Regions from separate parts of the Homo sapiens genome. Here all the other regions are linked to region 2. The links are chromatin loops, found by intact Hi-C in ENCODE. Cell type or tissue: dorsolateral prefrontal cortex. All regions are shown on one strand. Region 1 overlaps NRXN3 (neurexin 3). Region 2 overlaps NRXN3 (neurexin 3). Region 3 overlaps NRXN3 (neurexin 3).

What was found. Hi-C counts contacts between places; a loop is a spot of excess contacts. Peaks named below come from ENCODE experiments on the same cell type or tissue, not always from the same donor. Only the 100,000 strongest peaks of a DNase experiment are listed, where the experiment ranks them.
Region 1: it touches region 2 in a loop (7-fold over the local background); 10 of 110 quality-filtered maps call a loop at or near these places.
Region 3: a loop joins it to region 2, with 2.6 times the contacts of the local background. A loop is called at or near these places in 20 of 110 quality-filtered maps.

Annotation. Positions count from the first base shown.
Region 1 is chr14:78,836,015-78,838,514 of GRCh38, reverse strand. The region is part of intron 10 of NRXN3 (neurexin 3); the gene reads right to left. Among named protein-coding and RNA genes, the nearest start is that of NRXN3-AS2, 130 kb to the right of the region's middle. In dorsolateral prefrontal cortex, CTCF peaks have their summits at 1,279 and 1,478 (motif pointing right); a DNase peak (open chromatin) is centred at 1,494; H3K27ac peaks cover 1,039 bases.
Region 2 is chr14:78,447,195-78,449,694 of GRCh38, reverse strand. All of the region lies in intron 4 of NRXN3 (neurexin 3), which reads right to left. Among named protein-coding and RNA genes, the nearest start is that of NRXN3-AS2, 260 kb to the left of the region's middle. RefSeq lists an enhancer at 780-969. In dorsolateral prefrontal cortex, CTCF peaks have their summits at 842 and 1,041 (motif pointing left); a DNase peak (open chromatin) is centred at 1,034.
Region 3 is chr14:78,597,115-78,599,614 of GRCh38, reverse strand. The region is part of intron 4 of NRXN3 (neurexin 3); the gene reads right to left. Among named protein-coding and RNA genes, the nearest start is that of NRXN3-AS2, 110 kb to the left of the region's middle. RefSeq lists a silencer at 1,275-1,324. In dorsolateral prefrontal cortex, CTCF peaks have their summits at 1,186 and 1,389 (motif pointing right); a DNase peak (open chromatin) is centred at 1,364; H3K4me3 peaks cover 549 bases; H3K27ac peaks cover 1,603 bases.

The DNA.
Region 1 (2,500 bases), 390 kb before region 2:
CAAATAATGTATGCAACAGTGTTTACCAGAGGCCTGGAAGACACAGTGCTCCAGAAATGGCAGCTATTATTAACATAATGATTCAACACATAGGATTTTAATTTTATATTATACTATAGTTACTAGGAATATCTATGTATCTACTTCTACACAATAAAAAAATCTGTAGAAATTAATGTTACAAGAACGAGGTAATATTTTTAAGTGAGGTTGTTAGCCTACTTAATTAATCTTATCATAGATTTAAAAGCATAGAATGGTCTAAGATAGATTTTCTGAAGCACTGCTAAAATAAAGAAGTATTTTAAAGACTTTTTAAATGGAAGAACATTTGCTAGGGAAAGTAAAGAGCATTAAAGACTTGGTTGTAAAAAGTTCAGTATATTCCACAGATAGTAGAGTTAAAGGGGGGCAAAGAAGATTATACTATTTCTATTTTATCCTCCTTGGTGATCACTCCATAGCTGATAATCTAATAACAAAAATCTAATCTATATAATTAATATCTCATTTATAGGTAAAATAATTTGTTATCTAATATGGCTCAGTGAAAACTCTGTTTAGCATTCTCTGGGCTTCTAATATAGATTCATGCTGAGGTTCCAAGAGATCAACTTGAAAATATGCTCTCTAATCCAACATAAGGCTAAAAATTATGAAGGCAAGATTTTGCATCTACACCAATATGTTTTCTGGAACACTGTAATGTGGCATAACAACACGCAAAGGTGGCTTTTCACTAAAGATGGAAGCCCAAATAACTGATGTGCTTCAATACAAAATCGAATTAAGAACAAATTTGTGGAGGGGAACAGTCAAAGCCTGAGACCAGAAGAACCCACAGGCGACTTCCACCTGCTCTAGAAGTGGCAGGGACAGGCATGGGGGTGGGGAGCAGGGAACAACCAAGAACAAGTATTTCTCAAAGGACACTTGCTCTTTCCAAAAGGATCAGAGAAAAGTACCATATGAGAGCATTCTCCACTCAAATAGAAAACATTCTCAAAGAGAAAAAAAAAAAACCCACAAAAATAAAGAGGCAAAGGACTAGGGTGAAGCATTTTCAGGTTTCCTTCCATAAACTTGTTTGACAAATTCCAGGATCACTCACCAGGCCCAAAGTGGCCACTATTCACAGTTGGATCCAACATTAAATCCCCAAATCAATAAACATTTTAAAGCCAACAAAGAGGGCCTTAGACACAAGGTGGAGAGAGGTTTGTTTTCATTTTAACAGGAACTTGGCTGCTATTTCTAACCCAAAAGTAATTTGCTTCTGGACTGAAAGAGAGAGAGACTTTAGATTTAAGGATAGTAATGCTGTAATTCTTAATAAACTATTGCAAATCAAGCATTCTGAATAGGGCTCGATAGAGGTGCATTCACAATCTCACTTTTCATTCATACTGTAGCCTCTCACACTAATCTCCGCCCAACTCCCAGGCAAAAGTTTCTTAATTAAGGATGGGGGGTGGACAGTAGGTGGCGATGTGGGTTAACAAGTGAACTTGAACACTGCCTTCACAGACTCCAGCCTTCAAAGGAGGGAGCAACTGATACTCCTTGTGGCCACTCTAAGGCTCAATAGAATAGAAGGAAGTGTGGATCTTCTCCGGCTTGCAGCAAGAAAATGGCTGACCCTGGAACACTGTAGAACATCAGCCCATGTCTTCCCTACTCATAGTCTATTATCTCCTCAGGTATGCCAATGCTGAAAGTATTTAAATAAAGTAAATTGTCCTATTCACATCTCAACATGGATTATACATAAAAGTAATTGTGCAGCAAATTAAATGAAAATAACAATTACATGTCATGAAATAAACTAATACTAGAGCCCACTAAACTATCATGGAGGACACAGGTTATGCTGTTTTATTTTCCTTTCTTTCTGAGGGCTCCAAATTAGAGCACCATGTTATTAAAAAAATATACATTTAAAAGACTAGGGTTCCTGAGTTGTGGTCCACAGACGAGCTACATCAGAATTACTGCACATGCTTATGAAAATGTATATCAGTCCCAACTCAACCTACTGAATCAGATGTTCTGAGCATGGAGCTGAGGAAACTACACTTTGGCCAGCTTCTCATTTAGGCAATAAAATTGCTCTTTATATCTTATACTTCACTGAATAGCCTCCCAAGAAGGAGGTGAAAACCTTTTGAATAACAATATTTATAGTAAAGGCAGCAGCAAAAGCTGGGATTTATAAGGAGAAAGTTGTTTTTCTGTCTCCCCTTTCCCCATCATGGCAGATAATAGAATAAGTAACATTCTCTTTCCTTTTTTGCTTTCATGTTGTGTCTTGCCTGTTTCCTAAGTCTCTGTGTTCTGGAAAATTTAAACATCTTAACTGTTTCTAGTGCATATGATTTTAATATTTATGGGTTTTAGATGACGTAGACACATTTTGAAAGAGACCTTAAAAATTGATTCAGTGTATTCTGTGTGCCAGAGCAAGATAATAAGCTTGACAAATTATAGGGCACCCCCACAG
Region 2 (2,500 bases):
TCTTCATCTGTACAATGGAGATATTAATGCTCATGCCCCAAAACTTCTCATAGCTGCTGTGAGGGTCAAATTAAATGGTGCGTGATATAAACGTGAACGCTCTAATAAAAAATAGAGAAAAATATCTGTGGCACATTTTAGAGATATTGTGTGAAAATGTAAGATAATAAATGTGATAACAGGCTGGGTGCGGTGGCTCATGCCTGTAATCCCAGCACTTTGGGAGGCCAAGGCAGGTGGATCACTTGGGGCCAGGAGTTCAAGACCAGCCTGGCCAACATGGTGAAACCCCATCTCTACTAAAAATACAAAAAATTAGCTAGGCCTGGTGGCTTGTGACTGTGGTCCCAGGTACTCAGGAGGCTGAGACATGAGAATTACTTGAGCCTGAAAGGCGGAGGTTACGGTGAGCCAAGATCGCGCCACGATATTCCTACCTAGGTGACAGAGTGAGACACCATCTCAAAAATAAATAAATAAATGTGATAACACCATAAAGAGAATGAAACACCATATAGGAGTGAGATGAGGAAGACACAGAGAGAGGTGCTGTTCCTGAAGTTCAGACAAGAAATCAGAAGTCATAGGAGGCTGCGGAGGGAATGAGGAATAAAGGAGTGTACTAAAAAGTAATTTGTTTTCTTCTTTACCTGGTTTATCCAAAAAGGCACCGAGTGCTCACTCTCTCCGCGCCCAGGGTGGGGAGATTCCACTGCAGAGAGCATGATTTGAGTTGGTTCTGAACTTACGCAGGAACTGAGAGACTGCTGAGACACTTCTGTCCCATCTCAGCGGGAACCTTCCCAAATGTGGAAGCCCAATGGAAGGCACTCTTCAGGCTGAAGACTGGGGTCAGTTTCATCTTTATACATCATAAAGAAGCTGAGTGGAATGCAGGCAGGGGAGGGGATAAGAGGGGAGAAGCTCTGAACCACACAAAATGCGGAGGAGAGCTACCCATCAGAATGCCCACACCAACTTTGGGGATCCCCAGGAGCAAAGCTGCCAGACCATGAAATTAGTGATAATGCGCCACCTTCTGGCAGACCTGAATATTGCACAACATCCGGTGTCCGTGAATTGCAACCCTTGTCCCAGTTCAGAGATCTAAGGGATCTTTCCAAGTCAATACACTGGTTTCACAGCACCTCCAAGACCAGGACTAGCCTAGGAAAAACTGCTACAGTGAAAAAAACGTGTTTTAGCAGCTCCTGCTTCTTTATTCAACTTGTTCTTTCCAGATTTTCCACCTTCATTTGGCTACCCAAACCCAATGTTCTTAATGCATATGCAAGTACCCATGACCTATTGAGTCACCTCCTCCAGCAACGCTTGTATTTTTACAAAAGCCTAAGGCCATGAGTGCTGTGTAATATTCATCCTGCATTCCAATTAAAACAGGTATTGGGCAATTGCTCTGTGCTACACACTGTGCTAGATAAGTAGCCGTCTTTCAGGGTCTTATAATCTATTTAGGAAAGTAAAAAAAATGACTAAACTAGATGCCACCGTGCAAGGAGATCATAAGTTGAACAGTAAAGATGATAGACTATCTAGGAGTTCTAGAAAGGAAAAAATTATTATGGTTGGGGAGGTCAAAGAAGGTAGTATTTGACCTGTGCTTTAAAGGAGTGAGATTTTTAAAAGAAGAGATGAAGAAGATACACCCAGTAAAAAGAATAGAACACACAAAGGCACAGGATGGGGAAAAGGCAAAACCTGCTCATGCAATACTTTGAACAGAGCATGTCAGGGAATAACAATGACAACTACTGGTACATTTTTATAAGGCCCATTTTTACAACTGTATCTTTTCAATCATCCCATATGGAGATATTATGACTACTGAGCCCATTTCACAGATGAAGAAAGGTAGGCTATAAGAGCCTCACTTGCTTTATGAAGTTTCTATAACTAGGAAAAGAAGAACTTAAACCCACAGACTCCATTTTCAAATCTCAGGCCATAGCAAGCATGATTAACTCAAAAAGGGAGATTGCAACTATTCTGTGAAGGACAAGGAATACCAAGCTAAAAAAGGAAATCAAGCTAATGTTGAGATTTCAGGACTGTGACAGTAAAGTGGGTCTCCCCTTTGGGGCTTGGAGTGGTGATGAGATTTTATGAGTTTTTCTCTCCTTCCAGACAAGGGCTGGCCCCTCACTGGTCATTATCTTTCCTCTTAGAAACACACCCCAGGTTCTACAGCCATACAGCCACTTGCAAACAACATATTAAAAAAGTTATTTCTTTCTTCCTCCAGTGCATTTATCTGTTTGTTTGATTTCCTGCATGCTGCATTATATGTTATTAGGCCTTAGGGTGCCTCCGTAAATTAAAACGATACAGTCAAAATGTATGATTAAAAGAATGAGAGGCAATTGCAGCATAATCATACTATGCATTCATATCCCACTTTAGCATCTGTTATCTCATTTACTCACACAGAAATCAGCAGCACTCTGAAATATGAATGACAGAATGCAGCAACTCGATTTTA
Region 3 (2,500 bases), 150 kb before region 2:
TGTCAGGGGTTGGAGGGGTACAGGAAAAGGAATCAATGGTGATCCTGAAGGTTGGAAGACCAAGAAGTGTACAGACAAAGCATGTAAGTTTGGATTTTGTAGAACTATCTATGTAACGCTGACTTTTAGGTAAATTGTCACTCGAAGGCACCAGATTGCTATGTGTTAACTATAGACTGAGAAATAAGACTAAATTTCTATTATGAAGCAAGAAAGGTAATTCAAGCTCCTCATTTTCAAAGGAAGAAATGCAACACGCTATAAAGCATATCATTTAAACCCTCAATAGCTTTGCCAGCATAAGTTGCATTCTAAATGTCTGTAGGTGGAAAGCCGCTAGGTTTCAAAGATGCCCTCTTCGATGCCATGAAATGTGCTATTTCCCCTCATTTCCTTTCCATGAGTTAAACTCTTGGAAGAGGAAGTAGAAGGAGGGAAGTTTTGCCCAGTAAATTGGGGATTCTTGTCCCAAAGGGTAAAAGAAGCTGATATAGTAAACTGAGTTTTGTCCCTGCATGCTGCATCTCTTCTCATTCCACTAACCTCTTCAGCCTCTCCATAAATTAATCCTCTTGTATTATTGCCTGTTACAAAGGGCAACCGTCAGGGTAAGAAGACCCTACTAAGAACTCTCTGCCTGAGCCCAACATCAACAATGCCCATATGATCTTCAGCAATCCAGCTTTTTTATTGTAACCAGAGACCAGAGTTCTAACCTTCTTGAAATAATCTCCACCTAGACCCACCTTCCAGTTTATCTGAGAACTCACTTAAAGACTACACCACAATAACACATTCTGCAAAGACCCCGCGTCCCAGAGATGGCACATACCCCAGACTGCCTTGCTCCTCTGCAAACCTTAGCCAATTACCGAGATATTGGCTCCCTCTGCTACAACTACATATAACCCTGTCTTCAAAGCCAAATGTTAAAAAGCCTCATCCATATTAACCAGCTCCCTTTGGGAAGTGATAATTGGAAAACCACATAATGATATCTGTTTGCTAGAGAAAACATCTAACTGAGGCAGAAGTGACACAGCAAATGTGTGACTGCGAGAGCAGACCCCAGGTGCCTTAGCTGCCCCAAAACATGGACATGCGACCGCAGAAGAGGCAGGAGCGTCCCAGCGCTGCAGCTGGTACAGGGTTACTCTAGACGAAACAGGCCCTCTGTGTTACAGATCTGACTTCCAGAAATAGGAAGGATGATGCTCTTTCCCTCCCTCCCTCTCTCTCTCTCTCTGCAGAATCTCAGGTCAGGAGTTGTGCTGAAAGAATCCCGAGCCCCCTTGGCAGTCAGTGTCCCAGGAACCCTTGCTCACGTGTCAGCGGCACCACCAAGCCAAGTCTGAGGGGGTGCTGGGTATGCTACTGCATTCTAGCCACTAGAGGGCAACAGAGTCACATCCACGCCTCTGGCTCTGGTTCCATCACCTGAAAGAAGAGTAAACTGCACACAAATCACTGCCATGTTCCTCAAATTGAAGGCTACAGTAATTATCCATGAAAATGAGGAATGCAGAATCTACTACTCTGTAAGGCTGTCTGGGCTTTGCTTTATTTTGTCAACTTGCCCTTCAAGGTGGCCCAGAGCTGTGAAGCAGAGACCTTTTGAGTTCTGCATCATCGAGGGTGAGTCTTAAAGTCCTCCTGCTTTTAATCCTGATGGTGCTGGCAGCTGTAACCCACCCTTCCTGTCTTTCTGAGATGGCAACAATATGCCAAGAGGGATCAACTAGCCGTGGTCATCACGTGCATCTTCTTGAACCACAGATACCCTTGCATCCCCTTGACTCATGGCCACTGTTTATATGTCTTCATGAAAGGACATTGAAATATGGGAAAATACAGAGCTGGGTGGTAGGTGAGAAATGACGAAGAGGAGGCTTCCTTGAACAAAATGGAAAGAAGAAAAGCCATCCCCAGTCCATAATCTTATTGTTAGTAGGGCCCTTGGAGATATCCAGTCCAATACCTCAGCTTCACGGGCAGAGGATCTAAGGCCCTGAGAATTCTGATTGCTCTCCAAGGTCAAACTATTGAATGGCAGAGCCAGATTGAGGCCTGAGGCCTCCAAGGTCCTTGCTATATTCTTTCCTGTACCCCATGAAGCTTCTATTGGGTCCTTTGTAAGATGCAAGATGGGGATGGAGATAAAAACTGGAAAAAAAACAAAGAAAATAGATTCTTCAGTTTTTGTAATCAACATGTAGTAATGTAGGATAAATTTAAGACAATATTACTTCTCCCTGGAAAAAATAGGATTCTATCTTTAATTGTAGAACGAAAATATTTTCTCTTAAAGGAATTTCAGTCATCAGTACAGTGTGGAGGGGTATTTTATTTAGGGAGCTCATCTACATATTTTTAAAGTCAGACACTAAGCTCACCTTTTCCTCACCCTCCTTATCAGCTGATCCTGCATTTATTCCAGCTTCTCAGACCACCTCATCCCCGACACAGTCTTCTCCAGCAGTATGCTGGCCTGGATCAGATG